2 separate regions of the Mus musculus genome follow, and region 1 is linked to region 2. The links are chromatin loops, found by intact Hi-C in ENCODE. Cell type or tissue: left cerebral cortex. All regions are shown on one strand. Links, peaks and the distances in the headings refer to the core of each region. The heading gives the core; the rest is flanking DNA.

Region 1 (12,994 bases), core at 3,026-11,025, 260 kb before region 2:
GGCAAGAAAGCAGAGGAGAGAATAAACAGAATTGACATGACAAGGAAGCAGAAAGATGAGAATAAAAGGCCCGAAGAAATGTAAGTATCTGAGAAAGTGGCCCCAGGAGCTACTCCCCTGATTGGGTCTGGGGTAGCAGAGATAAAATATACATTTAGCAAGTATTAATTAAAAAATACCAGTGTATGTTACCTTGGGGGAGGTTTGGAAGTGCCCAACCATTGAGCTAATCAAGACATATCAAAATATAAAGTGTGTGTGTGTGCTTCATTTATGAATCCAGAGCTCTTGGGCTGGTGTAGAGCACACATGACTCATTAGGAGGTCAGAAGGGATTATTTATTCACTGCTACAGTTACGAACCACCTTACTGCCAGGAACAGAACTCAGGTCCTCTGCAAGAGCAGGATGCAGTAATAAACAATCTCACTAGACCCTCCCGGCACTCTTGCCTTAACCTTCTAGGTGTTAAGGTTATAGTTGTACACCATCATGCTTGCGTTTTATTGGCCTTTCACTTTGGATTGTATAGGCTAGTTGTTTCATAGTTGGCATTCTTCTTCTTCTTCTTCTTCTTTTTTTTTTTAAATTCTGAGTTCAAATGCTGTGAGGAAGCCAAGAAATCCTTATGTGTACCTGCTGCCGAAAATGGAAATACAGCCACTCTCAAGCAAGTAAACAGAAAAAAACCTCTGATGATATTAAATGAAACATGTTGTAAGACACTAGAGGACTGTTTATAATAGTCAATAGAAAATGAACTAAACGAACAAGATGGTTTGTAGATACAATGGGACATCACACAACAATTAAGAATGAGGTTCCCATGTAGTAATATGGAAAACTCCTGGTAGCCAAAAGAAATACATGGAACAGTATTCTTAATGTATTATTTACCTTCTTAGGAAATACACAAGCCAGGGGCTGGGTGCTAGGCAACTCACACCACCTAGCTCTAGCCCCAGGGTATCTGATGCCCTTTTCTAGTCTCCACAGGCACTGTATTCAATGTACACATAGGCCCTCCACATAATTAGAAATAATAATCAGTGCTTAAAAACCAGCCCAAGCAGGCATACCACCACAAAGTTAGTGAATAATGCTATGGATATATTTATGTATGTAATGGTAAATATAAACAAGTAGGCTTGAGAAAAGCACACATAAGCCCTAAGAAGGCGAAGCCTATGTAAGGAAAAGACAGGTGTAGCAGAATGGGGTGTGTTAATTGCATCAGTGACTAAATGCCAAAAGGATATGTCAAAGCACTAGTGTTTATTAAAGCAAGGAGTACAGCATAAATATGGTCACAGTGAGTAAACATTTTCCATGGTGATGAAAGCACTTTATTTGCCAAAGAAAGTGAGAGTAATGCTGACTTAAAATGGTCGTCTGTAAAAAGAATTCTGTAGAAGCCTTCTATCACCAAAAAATAAAATGCAACTTATTTTTTTGATACAAGGTCTTGGATATATAGCCCAGGATAGTATCAAATCTACTATATTCCATCCTTAGTCTCATAAATACTGAAATTACAGATATACACTTGCTTCCATGCCTGGCCTACATCTTAAAAATTAAGGTGTGGGGACTGTTCAAATGGTAAAGTGTTTGCTGTATAAAAATGAAGACCTAGGCTGGTTATGGTAGTCTTAGCACTGGGTGGCAGAGGCAGGCAGATCTCAGAGTTTGAGGCCAGCCTAGTCTATATAATGAGTTCCAGGACAGTCAGAGCTATGTAGCAAGACCATGTCTCAAAGAAGGAGGAAGAGGAGGAGGTAGAGGAAGAGGAGGAGGAGGAGAAGGAAGAGGTAGAGGAGGAGGAGAAGGAGTAGGAAGAGGAGGAGGATAAAGGAAGAGGATGAAGAGGAATAATGAGGACCTAAGTTCAGGTAAATATACCTTATACAAACATTGCTGGGGAGGAAGAGACTGGTAGGTCCCTAGAGCTCACTGGGCATCCAGTCTAGACAAATCTGCAAGCTCTGGGTTCACTGAGCGATAATGTGGAAAGTGACTGAGGACCACACCTGGCATTGACCTTTGGTCTCCACATTCACATACACAAACACTTTTACATACACATACATTCATGAACATACAGCACAATACACAAATAAGAATGAAGGTGAGGCAGATGTGCTGGGAGTGAGAAAGTCTCTGAATTTGAATAAAGGCCTTTACCAGATAAGCGATTCTAAAGTACTCATGGGCGTGTGTTTTTTCAACTCCATGACAAGTCACAAAACTCAGCTCATAAACAACTATTCAGATTAAATAATCAAATACACATAGACTCATAGTTGCTGCTTAGATAAGGTTAGTTACTAATCATATTATTGAACAAAACTGGGAAACTCAAATGTTCATATCCTCTAATGTAATACTCTGCATGATATTTACATATCTTTGGAAACTATGCTTAGAAAAGGTCTACATAATTTTACACTTACTGCCAAAAGAGAAAATGATGAAAAATAGATTGTTTTAAAAATTCATCTGGAGTTCCAATTTCCCTGGAAGCCATCTGAACAAAGTCTCTCACTAACAAAACTTCACCTAAGGGAAAATAAGCGAGCACGCTCGCCTCCTTTTATCCTCGGGTAAAATTCTGTATACAGAGAGAACACTTTCCCTTTCAAAAGGTGCTGTGATTAAAGCCAGGCTTAGTGGCACATGCCCTTTGTCACAGCCATAGCACTAGACTGAGAAGGCCTGGCTCTCAGGCATCCTCAGTAGCACTCCAGAAGAGCTGGCGACCTGAACTTTTGAACACGAGAAAGAAATATACAGGCTTATCTTTTTTAAGCCCTTCAGTAGTTGCTATTTGGCAGTTCTGGAGCCTTTTTAACAAATGGAAAATAATAAATATAATGATACCAGACACAAGGACTTGTACAAATCTGAGCATAATGGTAAAACCTGCAAATCTGAACATTTCAGAGGGAGTGGTAGTAGGATCAGAGGGAGTGGCAGTAGGATCAGAGGGAGTGGTAGTAGGATCAGAGAGAGTGGTAGTAGGATCAGAGGGAGTGGCAGTAGGATCAGAGGGAGTGGTAGTAGGATCAGAGGGAGTGGTAGTAGGATCAGAGGGAGTGGTAGTAGGATCAGAGGGAGTGGTAGTAGGATCAGAGGGAGTGGTAGTAGGACCAGAAGTTCAGGGCCAACTTCTGCTTACTGAGTTTGAAGACAAGTGGGCTATGAGGACCTTATTGCAGATAAACCAAACCAAACCAAACCAAGCCAAGCCAAACCAAACCAAACCAAACCAAACCAAACCAAACCAAACCAAACCAAACCAAACCAAACCAAACCAAACCAAACCAAACCAAACCAAACCAAACATCAGAAAATTCCATCAAACAATCCAACCAAAGAAAGGACATCAGAAAGAGGTCACATTAAAACATTAGCCCAATCTTCATAAGAACACCAGCCAGAAATTTTGTGAACTAGACAGGCTGATTAAAACTCCAAAGTTAAGAAAAAAAAAATGAAAAAGAATAGCCAGGCATTCTAGCAAAATAAGTAAAGATGATAATTGCATCTGCCTTTTGTTTGACTTTATTTTAAACTATATATGGTCACATAGCGTTCACAGACAGATCAATGGAACATAACATGAAAAAATAGGAAGAAACCAATTTGCTATAGGAATTTAACAAATGAAAAGTTAACAAAAAAACCAAAACAATATTCAACACACTGGACATAGATGAACATAATCATTTGGAAAAAGTAAACCTGGACCTTCATCTGTTACCGCACTCAAGGACAGACTACACAGGGCGAATATTTCATGTGCAAAGTGAAAGAACTAGAAACACGTAAGTTTAAAGGTTATTACACAATAGATCTTTTAAAATAGCACATAAATCTCAAAGCCATGAAAGCCTTGTAAAGTTGACTGCAAAAACGAAAGAGTCCAGGATGGGAAATAACAGCTCTAAGTTCAAGGCATTTAGCACACTGGTATAAAAGCCTTCTTAACTCAGATCCCAAGCAAAGGCTGGCAGCTTTAACTATTAAAATTCCTCTTAACTGGTAACAGAAAAATCATCAAGACAAGCATACAAGGAAAAAGAATATCAACCAACCAGACCATACAGGTCTCCCAGGGACTAAACCACCAACCAAAGAGTGCACATGGAAGGACCCATGGCTTGAGATACATATGTAGCAGAGGATGGCCTTGTCTGACATCAGTGGGAGGGGAGGCCCTTGATCCTGAGGAGGCTTGATGCCCCAGTGTAGGGGAATGCTAGAGCAGTGAGGTGGGAGTCGGTGGGTAGGTGGGGGAGCACCCTCATAGAAGCAGGGGGAAGAGGATGGGATAGGAGGGTTTGTGGAGGGGAAACCAGGAAAGGGGATGATATTTGAAATGTGAATGAATAAAATGATTAATTAAAAAAAGAAAGGCAAATGGAGATTTTTTTTTCTAATTAGGTCATTAATCATACATGACCAAGTTCCTTCATGATAAATGCACAGTAGAAGCACTTGACTATTTCTGTTAGGTTGAAATAAAAATCCCTGCTTTATTTCTATCAATGGAAGATAAGGGATGAAACAAACTAAGTACCCTCATGGTGGTTTCCAACCATCTGTAACTCCAGTTCCAGGGGGGATCCAATGCTCTGTTCTGACCTCTGTGGGCACCAAGCATTCACAGGATGGACAGACATACACATAGGCAACAGCCTCTCACATAAAAAAAAACTATGGAAACACTTTGTTTTCAACATTGCAAAAGCAGTCCTTCTTGCTGAGCCTGAGCCTGGTGCTGCAGGCCTGTAGTCTCAGGTCACAGAGAGGCTGAGGCAGGAGGAATGAGAGTCCAATCCATGTCCTGCCGTCCATGGGTAACAGTGAGTTGGAACTCAAGCCAGGAAACTTAGTGAAACTCTATCTCAAAATAATAAAATAGAATAGCCTAGGACTATAGCATAGGCAAGGCCCTGGGGTCAAACTCAATCTTAAGAAAATAAGAAATAAAGCTACAACAACAACAACATCTCTTCTTTAGCAAAAAACCAAAACAAAATTTAAAAAACCCAACAACAAAAAGGAGAAAGGACAAAGAGGCTGACCTCTTTTGATTTTGAAGTTCCTAACACCCCACTCTCTCTGCCCTGTACAACTTCATAGTGTATATGAAGACTGCACCACTCCACACATACAGAGAGTCACACAAGGAGTCACACACAATAGAGAAATGGCTAACAAGTACTTACCTGATATCGTGTTGGCTGATTGAGAATGCTGTTAAAACTGTGTGATTCAAAAACTCTCGAGTTAGACTGTGTGAAGAGGTTTAACTAGGAGAAAATACAATTAACCTAGTAAATGAGAATACATTCATTTGGAATAAGAGATATAGATTACTTGATTCTCTTGGATGGCGTTTCTGGAATCCACACTTCTGAGGAACATTTTGTTCAAGTTGGCTTGTATGAGGGGGTTAAATATTTTTGAAAGCAAACAGTTGTGTGGGAGAGATGCTCACTTTCATCAAACACTGGAATGATGCAGTGTAACAGAGCTGTTGACTAAGAATGTATTTTAGAAGTTGGCCCTTATCTAATATATGTTTTCGTGGGAACAGGCAACATTTACCACTCAGAACTCCAAGTGCCTCCGAAGTGGTTTGATTGGCTACTGAGTCCTAGCTCCTCCCTAAGTTGAACAGAATCCCACAGGTGCAGGTAGCCTTACACATATTTCATAGCCCTATGATATCACCTAAAATAATATAGCTTCTCTATCATTTTGCCTTATGCTAATCAGATCTTTGGAGAGAACTGGGTTGAAGAATGGAGCTTTACTGTCTGTTTCTATCTAGCTGTCTGTCCATCTGCCTGTCTATGTATCTATCATCTATCAATCATATATCTTTCCATCAGTGATATCTATCTATCTATCTACCTACCTACTTATCATCTACCTATCATCTTTATATATCAATCACATGTGTATCTCTCTCTCTATCATGTATCTATCAGTCATATCTATTTATCATCTATCATCTCTGTCTATATGTCAGTCCTCTATATGTATTTATATATCTATCAGTCATTATCTCTATCTATCTATCTATCTATCTATCTATCTATCTATAATCTATCATCTATCTATTAACTATCATCTATCTATTAACTATCTACCTATCCTCACTCCCACCTTCAGCTTGAGTTTTGAGTAGGCAGGAACAGAAAGCTAGCTGAGAGCTTAGCCCTGCCCATGACTGACACAGATATAAGCAGGAACTTTCCATCATTCCAGGGCTAGCTGGCTTGTATATGATTCAAAAGTCCTCCCATTCCAAACTGTAGTCTTTCGACCTCCATAGCCCCCCTGTGATTATTCAGGAAGGTGTGGCAGGCCAGGGCAGAGGTGACAGGACTGGACAGGCCTCCTAGTTGACTGTTTCGCTAGGACCTGCACTTGATGATGTGATGTTTCCCTCTGCCACTGGGGGTCGGTATCAGCCTGCTGACTGAACTCAGCAACCTCAGCAGAAAAGTGTCAAAACAACAATATTGACATTTCTCTAGCTTTTTTATTTAATTCATTTAATGAAGAAAGTCGATGCCTGATGTAAGACTGAGACACTTTGGCTGGGTGTAGTGTCACATGCCTGCCTGGCTGCCTGGCTGCCTGGCTGCCTGGCTGCCTGGCTGCCTGGCTGCCTGGCTGCCTGGCTGCCTGGCTGCCTGGATGCCTGGCTGCCTGGATGCCTGGATGCCTGGATGCCTGTCTGCCTGGATGCCCAGATGCTAGGCAGAGTTAAGTAAGAGGATCAAAGTTTAAGGTCAGCCTGGGCAATTCAGGAGGATCTGAAAAGGGGGGGTGGGGGTGGGGAAGCCAAGGCAGGCCCTCTTAGCTGAGAAAAATATTTTTTCCTCCTCTTACTGATGTCACAGGGTGGCAGTGGATGTCCTGTGGAGCGCTCTCTCTGTGCCTTCATAGAGGTCTAAACATCTGGAAGTGCCCTGCCCAGCTGGCTTTTGGTAGCCCCCATCTATACTATGACTATTTGGGGTCTAAAGTCCATAAACTCTGTTGCCTACTGTGGTGGTTCAAATATTCTTGGCCCACAGGAAGTGACACAATTAAGAGGTATGTCCTTGTTGGAATTGGTGTGGCCTTGTTGGAGGAAGTGTGTCACCATGGGTGTGGGTTTTGAGACTCCTCCTAGCTGTCTTCGGATGGAGATGTAGAACTCTCAGCTCCTTCTCCATGTCTGCCTGCACACACCATGCTTCCTGCCATAATGATAATGGACTGAACCTCTGAAACTGTAAGCCAGCCCCAATTAAATGTTAACTTTAACATTTAAGAGTTTAACATTTAAGAGTTGCCTTGGTCACAGTGTCTCTTCACAGCAATGGGAACCTGAACTAAGACAGTTACAGAAAGAAAATTTCAAGGTTTGTTCTCTGAAGCACAGAAGGCTGAAGGTGACCACACTTCAGAGGTCAAAGACTTAAGGAGCTAAGCTTCCCTAGAAAGACAAAACATTTATTAACACTGTCAATCTTCACAACAGGCAGAGCCGCCCAGAACATCAGGAGCCAGTTACTCCCTAGTGCATAAAGAGGGCTAAGCATGGACTGCCAGAAAGACTTGATCTACATATACCCTGCACTGGCTGCACCCTGGCTGCTAGCCAGGTCTAAACACACAGCAAGCAGTGTGGACCGTGATGAGGAAGGGCCCTGACGTTTGCTGAGCTGGAGTGGAATACATCCCATTTAACACTCACAGAAGCCCATGGCTTTCCAATTTTTTAGGTGAGGAGATTTACCTGTGTAACTTGCTCATAAGTTTTAAAAGCCAGTTCAGACACAGGTCTAGCCTAGGGGCTCTACTTCTCTCCACCCCACGGCTTCTCATTGTGTGTGTGAGGTATTTATTTGAATGCGGTACAGACAGACAGCCGGTCACTGCTGTGGCATCTAATAGCCATGAGAGAGCACAGTGACACCACACAAAGAGCCGTGGTTCAAACTGAAGGGCCTTGTGTATGTCAGGAGGCACTACCCACTGAACCACACTCCCAGCACAGGGTCACTATCTGTAAGGGTAAGATTCGAGGGCTATTAAAAAAATCTTGGAAACACAGATCTATGTCAAAAAAATGAGGAATTAAATTGCATCAATCCTGTCTTTGCCTCAGCATCAATCGAGGAAAGTCCTCTACTTTTGAACAAGGCCAATGTTTTATTGTTTCCTGGGCTTCTAGACTACTGCAGCTGGAGACCATTTTTCATACGTTTTTCTTTTATCTTTTCTTTTCTTTTTTTTTCGAGACAGGGTTTCTCTGTATAGCCCTGGCTGTCCTGGAACTCACTTTATAGAACAGGCTGCCTTTGAACTCAGAAATCCTCCTGCCTCTGCCTCCCGAGTGCTGGGATTAAAGGCGTGCACCACCACTGCCTGACTTTCATGCATTTTTAAAAGACCAAATCTCTGTAGTCCTAGTTAGTCTCAAAATCTCTACATCATTCAACCTGCTTCAGTCTCGGTGTCTTCCCGCCTCAGTGTACCAAGAATGGGGATTACAGGCCTGTGGCACCGTGCCAGGCTCCATCATTACAATTTTAGCAGAGATGGTACCTGAGTCTCACACATTGGCTCCTGTCTGCTTCCTTCCCTGTTATTTTAAATATGGCCATAATGTTGTGTCTCCGACCCTAACTCTATATACAGAAACTAAGTTCATACTGATGAAGTGCCACCATGAAATTTACATTCCTAGGTCAACTCAAGGGCATTGATTGCAGTGTTCTTCTTTATAAAGGGCTTTGTTGCTGGGTGGGAAGATGCTCAGGCTCTCATCCACGGCATGATACTAAAGAAAAGGTCCTTCTGCTGCCTCTCCAAATACAGTGCTGGTGAACTATGCACACGCCAAGGGCTAAGTCTGAAGTTAAAGCTACTTAACTTCAGAATAACTGGTTTAAAGCACGGGGCACACAGATGCAAAGCATTCTTTTGACAACAACTTTCTTTTTTATGTTTAACAAGCTTTTCATGAGCTTGTTCACGTGATGCAGGTTTCCATGAGAGGCTGACCCCAATAGGGCATAGACTAAGTGACTATTTGAAGCACTCTGCAGATAGTATTAGTCTATGAAAGACCATGGGATAGGCAGCTATGCTCAATCTCTTCTAAGTTCACACACGGAAATTAATGAACAAATATCAAAGGCCAGGAAAAAGAGACAGGACATTTATTTTATGATCTTGGCGTCTTTTCAATACATACCCTGGACTTTGAGTTACCCATGCCCAGTTCCAGATCCTTCTGCAGTCTTCTCCTCCTGCATTTGGAAAAGTTAGTGATCCTCATGATGAAGTAAACAAATGATTTTGGACTAGGGACCAGACTGAAGGGTGGAGGTAATGTTTTTCCATCATCGAAGTAGGAGAGCCAAAGTTTGGAACGAGCAAACTTCCATTCTACATCACTGTCATCCTGTTACAAAATAAAACTCATTGTTAAAGTAAAAAAAAAAGATTTTAAGTGTGTGTGCTTGTGTGTGCATGTGTGTGATGTGTGTGCTTGTGTGTGCATGTATGTGATGTGTGTGCTTTCTTATATGTGTGTCTCTCTGTCTGTATGTGTGTGTGTGTACTTGTGTGTACTTGTGTGATAGTGTATATATGTGCAATTGTGTGTGGGTGCTTGTGTGTATGTCTGTGTGTGTGTGCATATACCCGTGGTGGCCAAAAGAGGGAGATCAGATACCCTAAAGCTATAGTTACAACAGCATAGTTGTAAGTCACTTGATGTGGGTACTGGGAACTAAACTCTCTGGTTCTTTTTGAGAACAGTAACTCTTTAACTTCTAAGAAATCTGGCCAGTTGCACAGTTACTAAATTTTAAACAAGACACTCCAGACCTGATGTACATTCTCATAGTAATTACATTATGTTTTAAACAATTCAGTAACGTATTTACATTTATCTGCATACAATTCCTACTTGTCTACCTAGTATAGACTCACATACTGATATCACAATGCTTTCTCTTCCATATGTCTCTGACTGTGCCCACTGAGATATAGCCAGCATTTCCTGTTCCTCATTTCGAGGTAATGCAGAAAGACAAGAAAATTCAGGATCAAAGAAGTATAAAACTATTAACCACACTCTCTCTCTGTTATCCCAACCATCTCTTGACATCCATCATCATTTCTCACTCTCTTGCTACCCTCTGGGCTCTTCCAGACCTACCACACCAAGTTGTAGATGTCATGTGTCTTATTCTAAAGGCAAAGGGGGAGTGACATTTAGATACATTGATTTTTTTTTTGCTTTGTTCATCTTAATTTGTTTTGAAGATTTCACACTAGCACAGACTGGCCTGTAACTTACACTGTAGCTCAGGCTAGCCCTCTGCCACTTTCTCCTAAGTCCTGGATAACAGACATAAGCCAACACATTTCACTGGATCAATTACATTTTGAAGTTTGTATTTGTACTACATGTCTCCACATGTCACATGAATCCTACAGTGGCCGAGACTTGTCTTTATGCTTTTCTATTCCCAGTGCTCCCCATGGTGATTGGTACAACTATCCTCACTGATAAAGGACATGAAGCAGGGCCACAGGCATAGGATATGAGCTCCTTTAGTCCTCAGTACCTACACTGATGCCACCACACAAGCAGACACTCACAGTACTGTCCTTTGGTCTCGGTGGGATTCCTGTACTGGTTAATTCTGGTTGGTACCATGATGGGATCTAGGATTGCCTAAGAGACAAACTCCTTGTGGGTAGTCTCAACTACACTCAAGACTACATAAGAGGAGAAAATGAGCCAAGGTCCAATATCCATCTTTCACTGTGTCCTGACTAAGAATGGACTGTACCCTGAATTGTCAGCCAAAAATAAACTCTTGCTTCCTTCATTTGCTTTGTCATATCCACAAGTAAAATAACCGACACATTCTGTGCTGGGGGCGCTATGTATGGGAATCCATTCCCAAAATGCACATAGAAGCTAAGCCTGGTGCCGCACGCACAGCTGCAATCTGAGCACCTGGGATCATGAAGTAGGTGGAGGCTCAATGAGTTTGAGGTCTGGGTAGCATCGTGATGCCCTGGGTAGCCTGGTTCTAGAGTGAGACCCTGTCTTCAAAAACCCGGGCAAGCATCGCTATTTGGTGGAGGTAACACACAGCTAAGCCAAGATCTCTGAGAGCAGAAGATATACAAAAAGTACAAAACAAAGGAGGAAGCTATGGAATGGACAAATCCAAAATCCAAAGCAGAGTGGTTAACAGACACTGAACATTTTGCCTAAAGAACATAGTCAGATCAGAGTGGGTGGCCCAGCAGATAAGAATCCGCTCCCTCCCCCTCCCCGGCAGCCAGTACTTCTAACCAATAGTCTTAGAACTTCTGAGACACACAGGGATGGAACACTCACCTCGATCTCTTGGTATGAGCTATTAATCATAGCAATTAGCATGTTGAGTAAAACGACCACCATAGTTACATTATATATCCCATAAAGAACATAGCCAATATTCTCTATGAATTTGTGATCATATTTGAGGACAACAGAAGTCACTTCAGACAGTCCAAATATGGACCAAAACAAAGTCTTGAAACTTTCTTCAACCCTGTTGAACAATAAAGACACGGTAATGAGTAGCTTCCAGTATTAAAAACAAGCTAGTATCTAATGCTATACAGATGTAAAATTATTATGAAATGCTATCATCATACATTCCTAACAACTGCTTTTTAAGAAAATACTATTTACTTTGTGTGTTTTGTCTGCATGTGTCTGTCCACTGTGTGCATGCAGTGCCTGTGGAGGCCAGAAGAGGGCGTCAGATACCTTAGGTCTGGAGTTACACATGGTTGTAAGCAGGTGGATTCTGGGATTGAACCCAGGTCCTCTGCAAGAGCAACCAGAGCTTTTAACTGCTGAGCCATCTCTCTAGCCCTGTAATAATTGCTTCTAATAAGAATTTAAAGAGTTTTTTGGTTATATTTTAAAAATTAAAATTTAAGAGTGAAAAATATGTTTTAAGAATTAAAAACATTTTAAGAATTGTTCTGTTATGGTATATTATTTTTTCAAGTTGTTTTTGAGACAGTATGGCCTTGAATTGATCCTCCTGCATCCAGATTCTAAGAGGTAGCATTCCAGGTATGTGCCACCATGCCTACATTGTTGGAGTACTTAGCAGCAATTATATCCTGGGGTTTCAGGGGCTGGTGTCAATGCCCAGCTTTTCTGAAGTTATTCTGATGAAGATTTGGTTAACAGGAGAAAGCAGAAGTTACTTCAGAAGGCCCTTACTTTTCTTCTGGAATGGTGCAAGGTTGGAGTCTGATTTTGTAGGTGGTTTGGAAGTTTAAATCCAACTCCTTGGCTTAGGTTGGAAATGAAACACCCACTTCAAAAAGGATCTCCCCTCACCATGGCTCACGATGAAGGAATTTGTCCATACTTAGAACAAAACCAAGCTCAATATCCAGAAACCAGGCCAAAGAGTTTTGGTGTATCCCAATGGTGGAATGCGGTGCAGCCACTGGGGATAACGAGGCAGATTTATCTTCATACAGTTATAGTATAAGGGATAGCTAGGATACATTAAGTAAAAAAAATCAAATGTAGCATCTGTGAAATACTGAGTCATCTAAACACAAAAGAGAGGGCTATCTGGATATTTATATTCTTCTTTTGGGGAAAAAAATCTCCAAAAGTATTCAAAAGAAACCATGGTTTCCGAAAATGAAATTCAGCTCATAGACTGAGGGTTAGGGTGTGAAGGGAAGGCTTTTCACTCTAAACACCCAGCCCTGATGCCTGAATTCTGGTCACAAGAATCCACACTCAGCCATGTTATCTGTGTGGGATTAGCTCCCAAGGTCCTCGTGGGCACCAACGTCTGAGGACGTGCAAGAGAACCCCGAGGAAATGATGCTGTATTTCCAGGTTAGCAGTGTATCACTTCCTGTAGTA
Region 2 (12,994 bases), core at 2,286-10,285:
GTCTTTGTGCTAAGAAGTGATAGTCATACTTCTCAGTGTGTTTCTGTGTAGTTAGTAGTATAATTATTTTACTCTCTTTTGCTCACTTATTTTTGTTTAAATTAAGCTTTGATGTTGTTAGGATATGCCCATTAAAGGTGTATTTTTCTGTCTAGAAAGTTTAGATAAATAATAAAATGAAGAGATTAATTTATAGTGGATTTAGTGAAAGTTGAAAATTGACTAATTTTTTTTTTTTTTGGAAAATTTGGTTAGAATGGTCTAATTTTGAGACAACCATTTAAGTTTTCTTTGAACCTCAAAGAGTTTTTCTATCTGCATGCTAATGTTTCCCCATGCTGAAATAGCTGTTCTAGTTAGAAGATAGGTTGCCTGAGAATGCACAGCAGACCCACTACTTAGGTGAGATGCTTGCAGCAGGAAGGGACCAGGTCTGAGGAGACAGCCCTGCCAGACACCGGGTCTTGTCTTTACCTCTGGAATAACGGTCCCCATTCCTCATATTTTTTCAGTCTCTTCTTTTTTATGATGAGTACTCTGGCTGAAGTTGTGTAATTTTAAATAATATATATATGGAAACTTTCTATTGTGATATTTCAGCTTTTTCTTTGTTTTATCAGCCATGTAAGTTTTTATGAAATTATGGAAAGCAGCTTTTAACTCTTGGCTGATATGCTGCTAAAATAAAATCTCCAGGATCAGCTAGTATGGTAGAGAGGTTCCCCTATATTAGTTCTAGGTGACTATGGTCTACTTCACCTAACTCTTAGAGACTTGACTAAAGATGTTCTGGAATTTGGTAGATGAACAAAACTTTGTGTTAATAGGTCAAGTGTAATGAACAGAACTGTAGTTTTAAATAACTAGAGAGATAAGAAAGTGTTCTCCTATTAATATTTTATATAACATTATTTAAAATTGTATTTTTCAAAAATGTAGATACTGGATGCCATGCCTTTCATTTTAGCACTTAAGAGGAAGGGGTAGGCAGATAAGGAGTTCAAGGTCCCACGTGGTTAGTGAGTCTCAGGCCTTAGGCTACATGAAATTATATTTAAAAACAAAGCAAAACAAAACAAAAACTCCCACCAGATTGGCTTACCTTTTGTGGCTTTCTAAAGCCTTTATTTTGTGGTATTTAGAAGAAAATTATTGCATTCATATATGCTGCTATCTAATGATTGAAAGATGGATTTTTATGTAGTAGACAATAATATGGGATATGGCAGAGAAGCTGTTAACTCTAAAGTTTGAGAGAAGGAAACTTAGAGAAGCATTCATGTCAAATTTTAAATTCAGGATAATTGTTGTACATTTATTAATCAGTGAAATACTCTTAGAGAAAAGTAATTAAATTGTTATAGATAAAATGACAATTCTTTTGTTTCTGAATGACTATAGTACATTTTTCTGGTTGATTAGCTATTACTTAGGATTATAATGATAGTAATATAATTATTTAAATTTTGCCATAAAAGCAGAATTTGATTATTATTATTATTTGATTATTTCAGTAATTATTGTTGTGTTTAACCTCCATTTTAATTAAATATATTTCTTTTCAAACTTAAAGTGAAGTCTCTAAGCCAATTGTTTTCTTCTTAAACTAATTTACCAATAAAATTTAAGTCATTTTATCATTTAACCTGATGTAAAATACAACTAGAGTAACTTTGTATAGTGCTTGTCTGTGTGAAAGATGTTCTTTTCCTTTTAAGATAGAACCTGTCATGTGCTTTGTAGGTTCCCCCTTCTTTGTTTTCACTCTTGCTCACTGTCTGCTAGACTGCAGAGCACTTTGTAGTGTAAGATGTACCTCGTGTGCCTCATCCTTGTTTCCTTAGACCCCCGAGACTGATGGGAGAAGGGTTTGTGGTGCTGCAGTCAAATGATGTTGATCTCTACTATTACATGGATGAGCCAGGTATGTCCTCTTTGAAAGTCGTACAGGAATGGCTCTGTTTCTTCCCTGAAGGACTGTTGCCTACACATTGGAAATCTTCTGAAAGTTAGCATCAGTAAGTTAGAAATTTGACTATGAGAGTGTTAAATTTCTTTAAAAAGAGATGTCATGTCTTAAGAGTTGAGTTATTACATTACTATTTTATAAAATAACTCATTTCTACAGATACCTTAAAAATTGATGCAGGTAATTCTAAAGAAAATCCTTAGGGAATGTGGAACCGGGTCGTTCGTCTTAGCTTAAAGGAGAAAATCACAATTGTTAGACTTGAACTTTAAAACTTAAAAATTGAGACCTAGCTACTTTGAGTGTTTGATAGATGGCTTCCATTTGAGAAAAGTACCTAATATTGGATTGTTTCAGCTTCTGTTCTTTTTGCCACCAAGGGATTTGTGTGGTCACACACCCTAATTTTTCAGTATAGGACCAGGATTTTACTTGCCTTTTTATCATGACATTGCAGAAACAATGGTGCTCTCAAGGGCCCTCCCCTGACTCCTTGATCACTAATTGAGGAAATGCCTTACAGCTGGATCTCATGGAGGCACTTCCTCAAGGGAGGCGCCTTTCTCTGTGATAATTCCAGGCTGTGTCAAATTGACACACAAAACCAGCCAGTACAATTACTAAAGCTATTCTTTATATAGGTAAATAGTAAGTTTATTATTTAATTGAAATCATGGAATTTTAATTCGAACACACTAAATTTAATATATAACATACAAACAAAACAAGACAAAAACGTTTTAGGGACTTACAAAATTTTAAGTGTAAGGTTTCCTGAGACTAAAACATTTGAACTGCTAGTGTGTAGTGGTTTTAACTAATTGCCTTTAACTGTTCTGGGATACAGGACTTGTTCCAGAAGAAACAGAAGAGAGTACAGAAGGGGACATAAGCAGTGAAGACTGTAAATTACAAGACTTACCTCCATGCTGGGGGCTAGACATCGTTTGTGGTAAAGGGACAGACTTTAACTATGGACCCTGGGCTGACAGGCAGAGGTACTTGAGTGATTATATTTCTAATAATCTTTCAAGTGCATTGAGATCTTATTTTTATACAATACTAGCTTAATGTTTTAAACTATTTTTATTATTTTTTAATTATGTGTATTCATATGTGACTGTGGGTGTGTGCACATGAGCTCACGTATCCATAGAGGCCAGAGGATCTCCTGGAGCTGGAATTACAGTCAGGTTTGATATGCTCATCATAGGTGCCAGGAACCAAACTCAGGTCCTCTGGAAGAGCAGCTGAGCCATCGCTCTACTACCCCCACCCCCAACCCCACTCCTGCTCGGCTTAGTTTTTGTAACTTATTTATATTGTGGCAAAATAAGTTTTCACTGAACACTTTGATCCAAATATTAACTTGTTTATGGAGAAACCACAAACAAGCTGCAGTGAGCAGCCTACTTACTGGTTCTTTTGTTTTATTTTTGCATTTCATTGATGATTTATTTATTGACCCTCTGAGAGCCTGGGGCTTTGGGGGTATATAGATTCATAAATGAAAGACTTGGTAAAATGGAAGACATAGCTTTGGTGAGGCTTTAATTCATGAGGGAAGGGTCTTAGTGACAGGCTAGAAAACAGTAGTGGTTTCCTAGCACTGAATAGCAAAGCATCTCTGGGTATACATTCAACAGTGGAGACTTGTCTAATTAAGTTCTGGAGGCCAAGAATCCCACTTGGAAGTATTAGCAGTGTTGGTTCCCTCTGGCCATCATGAGAGGAGGATATGTCCCAGGCCTCTTTTTGAAGCTGAGGCAACATGTGATGTCTCTGTAACCATATACAGTCATGTTCTAAACGCTGGGCTTAGGATTTAAATATGAATTGTTTTAGAGCACAGGTTAGCTTGTAACAAACTATTTTGCATTATGGTTATTACAGTGAATGAAAAAGGCCTTATTAAATGATGTGTGGCTGTAGTTTATGAAGGAAGTAGAGATTTTCTAGGGGAAGAAAAATGGTGTGAATCATCAAGGAAAAATGAGTAGGGATAGTAGAAAATTGTCCTGAGGGTCTCATAGGTAGATCAGAGTTCTATAATAAAGACATTTCAACTCTCCAGAGGCCTAGGTAGGAGAATTGTGAATTGGAGGCCAGACTGAGCTATGAAGTGAGACCCCAACTAAATGCCATGAGCTGAGGTTCTGAGTAAATGGTACCTTGTCTACCTAATTGCGAGGGCTAAAGAAAATAAGTAAGTAAGTAAATAAATAAATAATAATTGCTTGTATGGATTTTACAGTAATGAGGATTATCTGAAAGGCTTGCTTATTTGAGGCAGGGGCTCTTGTTCAACCTGACCTTACACTCTGGATTCAAGTGAGCCTTTTGCTTTAGTCTCTTGACTGTCTGGAACTTGTCTTGAGTATCATACCTGTCTACCTGGAAGATTCTTTTAAATTATTCATCTGTTAATTTAAGTAACTTTTATTTGTAATAGATTATGACCGATTTACTACGTTTGAAGAATTTTAAAGGCAACATTTAGCACTGTGTTTTTTTAAGTGGCATTTTACATTGCTTAGAATTAGTTTAGTTTTGAATTTGTGCTCAAGCTTTCTTGTAGAGAGAAAAGCCAAGTCCCTCACTGAATCGGGAATTATTAACCTGTTGAAAGAGTGGTGATATTTCTGTCAATGCTGTCTTAGTTAGGGTTTCCCTTGCTGTGCACAGACACCATGACCAAGGCACCTCCTACAAGGACAACATTTAATTGGGGCTGGCTTACAGGTTCCGAGGTTCAGTCCATTATCATCAGTCATGGCAGGAAGCATGACAGTGTTTAGGCAGGCACGGTGCAGTGGAGCTGAGAGTTCTATATCTTCATCTGAAGGCATACAGGAGAAGACTGGCATCCTCAGGTAGCTAGGAGGAAGCTCTTTAAAGCCCACACCCACAGTGACACACTTCTTCCAACAAGGCCACAGCCCTAATAGTCCTATTGCGGCAGAGGCCAAGCTTATTCAAACCACAACAGATGCATTGATTCTTTTTATACTTTTTTAGTTTCAAAAAAACTTCCTACCTTCTGTTGTTGGAATAATTACACACTTTGTCAAGTAATATGGGATTTGTTCTTACTTTTTAAAAAATGGCATTAGATTATGGGATAGACCCCCGGGTGGGGCAGTCTCTGGATGGTCCATCCTTTCGTCTTAGCTCCAGACTTTGTCTCTGCAACTTCTTCCATGGATATTTTATTCCCTATTCTAGGGAGGAATGAAGTATCCACGAGTTGGTCTTCCTTCTTGATTTTCTTGTGTTTTGGAAGTTGTATCTTGGGTATTCTAGGTTTCTGGGCTAATATCCATTTATCAGTGAGTGCATATCAAGTGACTTGTGATTGGGTTACCTCACTCAGGATGATACTCTCCAGATACATCCATTTGCCCAAGAATTTCATAAATTCATTGTTTTTAATAGCTGAGTAGTACTCCATTGGGTAAAAGTACCACATCTTCTGTATCCATTCCCCTGTTGAGGGACATCTGGGTTCTTTCCAGCTTCTGGCTATTATAAATAGGGCTGCTATGAACATAGTGGAGCATGTTTCCTTCATACCGGTTGGGACATCTTCTTGATATATGCCCAGGAGAGGTATTGCTGGATCCTCATACGAGACAGCTATACTTTTCTTTTTATAGTAATTTTTTTTAGGTTTAATGATGCTGTGGTCACTGTGCCATCAGTTGAAAATGAGAGGCTTCTATTAAGTAATAAGCTAAATCTATTTGGACTGTATTCAGAAATCTTAGAAGAACTTAAAGTGTTTTTTGTTTTTTAAATCTGTTGAACAATTCTATTAAAAATGAAATGTTTTTGTATTTTTATTAGTCAAATAATGCATGATTAAGTTATAATTAATATTGCTATAATTAAAATATTAGCACATATTTACTCAAAAGCACAAGTTAAAATTTTGATAATATAGTTTTTTAAAAAAGATATTTCTACTATATATACTGTGTGTATATATGCCTGCAGGCCAGAAGAGGGCACCAGATCTGGTTATGAGCCACCATGGGGTTACTGGGAATTGAACTCAGGACCTCTGGAAGGAGACAGTGCTTTTAATTTCTAAGCCATCTATCTCTCCAGCTCCAGTTTTTGAGTTTTGAGACAAGGTCTCTCTACATAGCTCTCCATGCCCTAGACCTCACCGTGTAGACCAGGGTAACCTAAAACTTAGAAAGCGACCTGTCTCTTCCTGAGAGCTGGGATGAAAGGTCTACTACACCAATCCTGGCATATAAATTCACTTTAGAGACTGGCTGATCTTTGTATTATTTAGAAAAATGATACTACAGTTAATGTGCGACAGAACTTCACTTTCATAACCTCCTCTAGCAGGTTTTTCCTTTGTTGCGAGAGAATCCCAGTGCATTTTTCATTTAGTCTCAGAGCCATTCATGTTCATAAAAATCACAAGGCTTAATTTTCAGTGTGCTTTTATTCATGTGAGTAGTGTTTGCTTCCCTATTTTTGTGGAAGATGGCTTGTGTGATGGGGGAAGGTATTATACATTCCTTAGGTTTTTTTCATCTTTGTCAAGTGATACAAGGAGATGTACACTCAGCATCTAAATACTTGTTCACTTTTTAGAACATACTGTTGTTTGTCCTTTCATTGATACTATGTTGATAAAAGAGATTGCAAACAGTTGGAGTGACGGCTTGGTGGTTAAGAGAGCTTATTGGTCTTGCAGAGGACCTTGATTTTATGGCCAGCACCCACAGCTGTCTGCAACTCTGGTTCCAGAGGTCTGACAACCCTTTTGTCCTTCACACGTGGTGCATGCATGTTCTGCACAGATATATATGCCTGCAAAATACTCATACATATAATGTAAAAATAAAGGTTACATTTTTTTGAGTGATTATGAAAATAATAGAAAACTCTTCCATGTGTGCATGATTAACGTAATCCTCAGTGCCACTCCATGAGATAAGTTATTCTTATAGAGAAGGGAGCAGACCAGGTTTCCTCAGGAAGATTAGGTCACTTGCTCCGGGAAGAATGATAAATTAAGCTATACTCTTTCAGTTCTTTCTTGATAGTTGTACACCTGATATGCTTGCAGCATTTATTATAACTCACATACACTTAGATTGAACCCTGCTCATGTCTCACTCGATAATATTATAATGTTAGGTGTTCAAAGCTCATTAATAAGATGTGGAAAAATAGTTTGTCAAATGAGATAGCAATGATAATGTAAGGTTAAAATATGATTTCGGACCCTTATCAAAGACAGTTGTATTTGACTAAAACACTGTTTCTCTTTTTCCTTTTTATGTAGAGATTGTTTATGGAAGTTTTTCTTTCCACCTGATTATCAAGTTCTGAAAGTCTCTGAGATTGCACAGCCTGGAAGACCAAGACAAATCCTTGCATTTGAACTCCGAATGAATATTATTACAGATGCTACCATTGACTTGCTGTTTACCAAAAACAGGGTATCCATTATAAGATTGTAGAGAATAGTATTAAAAATCTGAAAATGACTTTGCAGATTTTTTGTGGGTCCTATTTCTATGTTTAGCTTCATTTCTGTGGGCTCCCCATTCCTCCTTAATTTTAACTTTTTGCTTTTATAGTCCTTTATTTAAAGTGTTAAATAATGATTAATATTAATAACAATGGACTTTAAAGTTATCTTCTAGTTTCTCTATTATATTTTGTTAAATTGCTTTAAGTATAATTTTTATATAAATTTGAATCTTGATTTGTACAGAGTTTTAGTAGTTCATATTAATAGTGATTATATTTCTTTGATAATTTAAAAGTAAATGATAAGAACATAAGTACAATAAATGTCATGTAACTCAATCTTGTTCTTTTGGTAGGAAACAAATGCTGTGCATGTAAATGTAGGGGCTGGCTCATATTTAGAAATTAATATTCCGATGACAGTTGACGAAAATGGTAAGCTATCATTATTTTGCCTGAAATTATTAGTGACATAATTTATATATTATTATAGTTTGTTAGTCCTTCCAGAGTAACAGTAGTAGTGTTTCATTTTTATTTTTTGTCTTTTAATTTAAATATAGTTAGTTTTTTACTGATACATAAAAGAGTACCTATTTATGGGATACTATGTGATACTTAAACCCATGTATATAGACGTAGAATGTTCAAATCAAAGTAAATATGTCTGTTTTTACATTTGTAACTTCTGTGTGGTAAAATTCATTTAAAATTTTGTTTAGTTCTGCACTTATTGAGATAGTGTCTCACTGTAGAGCCCATGCATACCAAAGAGGTGCTGTGTAACTTAGGCTTGTCCCCAGCTTGAGATAACTCTTGTCTCAGACTCCCAATTGCTGTCTATGATCACAGCTCGGTACCACCATGCTGACAGGCTTTCCTTGAACTTTGAAAAGTATACTGCATATTCTCATTATCTGCAGGTTAGTCTGCACTTTTGTCTGTAACTTAGTAGTCCTTGTTCACTCACTCCCACCCTTCTTTCTCCTTATTCGCCCCAGCCATTATGCTCTCAGTTTCTGTGAGATCAGCTTTTGTTATTGTTGTTTGTCTTGTTTTTGATCTTAGGTTGCATGCTTTAGTGAGATCATTAATATCTTAGGTTGCATGCTTTAGTGAGATCATTAATAAGATCACATCATTTTTTTGTTTTGCTTATTGCACTTGACAAAATGATATTCATTTTGAGCCATTGTGTCACAGATGATAGGATTTTATCTGTTTTTTTTTAATACAGCTAGCTTTCCATTTCATATATGTATCATATTTCTTGTCCATTCATCAGTTGATGGATATCTTCTTAGCTTGTTTTCATGTCTTGGCTTTTATGAATGGCACTGCAGTGAATGTGGGCACTCAGGTGGTCTCCAGCCTTCTTATTTCATTGTCTTTGGAGATAGACCCTGTAATGGAGTTTCTGGGTAACATGATGGTTCTATTTATAATTTTTTGGAAGTATTTACGAGCAGATGAGGAATAGTTTTAATTTTTATGTTCTTGTGGCTTAAACTTATATAATTATTTGATATCTAGACAGAACAATTTTCTACTTTTTAGGTGTTTGCTGTATTTTTATTATATTGTGTTTATCTCTTCTAGGACTGTACATGATTTGCTTAATATTTCCTAGTTAGACTCTGGTACTGTAAGAATAGATACTGTGCAGCTCATATTGAACTCAGATTCTGGGATTTAAGCAATAATTGGATGAATAACAGGCTTAAATGTTTTTCTTTTTTGAGAGGAAAGAGTTTATTTCATCTTATATCTTATAGTACATTATGAATGTTAGTCAGGACAGGAAATCAAACATGAACTTGGAGACATACACTGAAGAAGAGATCATGAAGGAATAGAATGACTATCTTGTGCAGACTGATTTCTTATTCAGCTGCTCATGGATGGCACTTGCAGTAGTAAATCATCAGTCAAGAAAATAGTCAATGATCTTTTGCCTACTAAACAGTCTGATGGAGACATTTTCTCAACTGAAGTTTCCTTTTTTCAGTTTGACTCCTGTTAGACTATATTTGATACAAAAGAAAGAACAAAAGAAGAAAAGAAGAAAGAAAGGAAAGGAAGGAAGGAAGGAGAGAAAGAAAGATTTTCTCAAAAAAACCAGCTCCTGGTTTTGTTGATTCTTTGTATAGTTCTTTTTGTTTCTACTTGGTTGATTTTAGCCCCGAGTTTGATTATTTCCTGCCATCTATTCCTCTTGGGTAAATTTGCTTCCTTTTGTTCTAGAGCTTTCAGGTGTGCTGTTAAAGCTTCTAGTGTATTCTCTCTCCAGTTTCATTTTGGAGGCACTCAGAGCTATGAGTTTTCCTCTTAGGACTGCTTTCATTGTGTCCCATAAGTTTGGGTATGTTGTACTTTCATTTTCATTGAATTCTAAAAAGTCTTTAATTTCTTTTCTTTATTTCTTTCTTGACCAAGTTATCACCGAGTAGGGCATTAGTCAGCTTCCATGTATATGTGGGCTTTCTGTTGTTTTTGTTGTTCATGGTGATCTCAATGAATGGGATTATTTCAATCTTCTTGTATTTATTGAGGCCTGTTTTTGGACCAATGATATGTTCAAATTTGGAGAAGGTACCATGAGGTTCTGAGAAGAAGGTATATCCTTTTCTTTTAGGATGAAATATTCTGTAGATACCTTTTAAATCCATTTGGTCCATCACTTCTGTTAGTTTCAGTGTGTCTCTGTATAATTTGTGTTTCAATGATCTGTCCATTGATAAGAGTGGGGTGTTGAAGTCTCCCACTATTATTGTGTGCAGTGCAATGTGTGCTTTAAGGTTGATATGGTGGATAATTATCATTACTTTTATTTATTCCTATTTTATTTTATTTTATTTTATTTAGCTCTCCTATCTTGTCTTTGTCACCTGTATTGGTGATACTATATGGAGAGAGAAAATAGAGAGGTTGAATTGTTTATTTTTACAATAAAAGCTATAGCATTTGGGCTATTCCAACTAGTTAATCCATTGAAACAGTGACTGAGGATGGCATCATATCCACCATCACCTAACTGTGATTTCTTGTGAAGAACTCACAAGAAATTATATTTGCTGGTTTTAAAATAATAGTCATGTGAGGCCATGAAGGAGATAGCTGATTCTTTAACACTGCCTAATTCAAAGGAGGTATTTGTATTTGGTAAGAAAAGTCTAAGGAGTGCCTTGATTATAGTCTGTCACAGGGGAGAATGGAAGTTAGAGGTTGTACAAAATTAATAGTGGTTCAGATATGGCAGTGCCTTTTCCCTTAAATTTCATAATGTAGGGTCTAGAGAGATGGTTCTACAGTTAAAAGCACTTTCTGTCCTACAAACGACCAGCACTTCTTGGTGCCTACAACCATCTATAACATTCTTTTCTGGCCTCTGAGGCACCATGAACACATCTATGTGTTCACATGTATATGCACATACCCAAGGCTGGCAAAATATTCATAAAATAATATCTTTAAGTTAATAATTGTGTTATTTAAGGTTTCTGCTGCTGTGATGAAACGGGATGGCCAAAAAGCAAGTTGGGGAGGAAAGGGTTTATTTGGCTTACACTTCATGTTACTGATCATCATCAGAGGAAGTCAGGATAGAAACTCAGACATGACAGGAACCTGGAGGCAGGAGCTGACGCAGAGGCCATGGAAGGATGCTGCTTACTGGTTCTCGGCCCATGGCTTGCTCAGTCTGCTTTCTTATAGGACCTAGGACCACCAGCCCAGAGATGGCATCCAACCACAGTGGGCTGGACCTTTCCCCACCCAGCCATCATGAATTAAGAAAATATTTTACAACTAGATCTTTTTTTTTTTTTTCCATTTTTTATTAGGTATTTAGCTCATTTACATTTCCAATGCTATACCAAAAGTCACCCATATCCACCCACCCCCACTCCCCTGCCCACCCACTCCCCCTTTTTGGCCCTGGTGTTCCCCTGTACTGGGGCATATAAAGTTTGCAAGTCCAATGGGCCTCTCTTTCCAGTGATGGCCGACTAGGCCATCTTTTGATATATATGCAGCTAGAGTCAAGAGCTCCGGGGTACTGGTTAGTTCATAATGTTGTTCCACCTATAGGGTTGCAGATCCCTTTAGCTCCTTGGCTACTTTCTCTAGCTCCTCCATTGGGAGCCCTATGATCCATCCATTAGCTGACTGTGAGCATCCACTTCTGTGTTTGCTAGGCCCCAGCATAGTCTCACAAGAGACAGCTACATTTGGGTCCTTTCAATAAAATCTTGCTAGTATATGCAATGGTGTCAGCGTTTGGATGCTGATTATGGGGTGGATCCCTGGATATGGCAGTCTCTACATGGTCCATCCTTTCATCTCAGCTCCAAACTTTGTCTCTGTAACTCCTTCCATGGGTGTTTTGTTCCCAAATCTAAGGAGGGGCATAGTGTCCACACTTCAGTCTTCATTCTTCTTGAGTTTCATGTGTTTAGCAAATTATATCTTATATCTTGGGTATCCTAAGTTTGGAGCTAATATCCACTTATCAGTGAGTACATATTGTGTGAGTTTCTTTGTGAATGTGTTACCTCACTCAGGATGATGCCCTCCAGGTCCATCCATTTGGCTAGGAATTTCATAAATTCATTCTTTTTAATAGCTGAGTAGTACTCCATTGTGTAGATGTACCACATTTTCTGTATCCATTCCTCTGTTGAGGGGCATCTGGATTCTTTCCAGCTTCTGGCTATTATAAATAAGGCTGCTATGAACATAGTGGAGCATGTGTCCTTCTTACCAGTTGGGGCATCTTCTGGATATATGCCCAGGAGAGGTATTGCTGGATCCTCCGGTAGTACTATGTCCAATTTTCTGAGGAACCGCCAGACTGATTTCCAGAGTGGTTGTACAAGCCTGCACCACCCACCAACAATGGAGGAGTGTTCCTCTTTCTCCACATCCACGCCAGCATCTGCTGTCACCTGAATTTTTGATCTTAGCCATTCTGACTGGTGTGAGGTGGAATCTCAGGGTTGTTTTGATTTGCATTTCCCTGATGATTAAGGATGTTGAACATTTTTTCAGGTGCTTCTCTGCCATTCGGTATTCCTCAGGTGAGAATTCTTTGTTCAGTTCTGAGCCCCATTTTTTAATGGGGTTATTTGATTTTCTGAAGTCCACCTTCTTGAGTTCTTTATATATGTTGGATATTAGTCCCCTATCTGATTTAGGATAGGTAAAGATCCTTTCCCAATCTGTTGGTGGTCTTTTTGTCTTATTGACGGTGTCTTTTGCCTTACAGAAACTTTGGAGTTTCATTAGGTCCCATTTGTCAATTCTCGATCTTACAGCACAAGCCATTGCTGTTCTGTTCAGGAATTTTTCCCCTGTGACCATATCTTCAAGGCTTTTCCCCACTTTCTCCTCTATAAGTTTCAGTGTCTCTGGTTTTATGTGAAGTTCCTTGATCCACTTAGATTTGACCTTAGTATAAGGAGATAAGTATGGATCAATTCGCATTCTTCTACACAATAACAACCAGTTGTGCCAGCACCAATT

Evidence for each region. Hi-C counts contacts between places; a loop is a spot of excess contacts. Peaks named below come from ENCODE experiments on the same cell type or tissue, not always from the same donor. Only the 100,000 strongest peaks of a DNase experiment are listed, where the experiment ranks them.
Region 1: it touches region 2 in a loop (2.8-fold over the local background); 2 of 42 quality-filtered maps call a loop at or near these places.

What each region holds. Positions count from the first base shown.
Region 1 is chr3:36,629,141-36,642,134 of GRCm38, forward strand. Trpc3 (transient receptor potential cation channel, subfamily C, member 3) reads right to left here. Exons shown (of 12, transcript NM_019510.2): 8 at 11,444-11,639; 9 at 9,272-9,481; 10 at 5,235-5,318. Among named protein-coding and RNA genes, the nearest start is that of Gm35856, 19 kb to the right of the region's middle. In left cerebral cortex, for the core only: a CTCF peak has its summit at 6,483 (motif pointing right); a DNase peak (open chromatin) is centred at 6,500.
Region 2 is chr3:36,887,979-36,900,972 of GRCm38, forward strand. It overlaps 4932438A13Rik (RIKEN cDNA 4932438A13 gene), which reads left to right. Exons shown (of 86, transcript NM_172679.2): 10 at 1,845-1,924; 11 at 2,817-2,967; 12 at 7,281-7,437; 13 at 7,828-7,906. Among named protein-coding and RNA genes, the nearest start is that of 4932438A13Rik, 31 kb to the left of the region's middle. In left cerebral cortex, for the core only: a CTCF peak has its summit at 5,947 (motif pointing right); no DNase peak of the experiment used is centred there.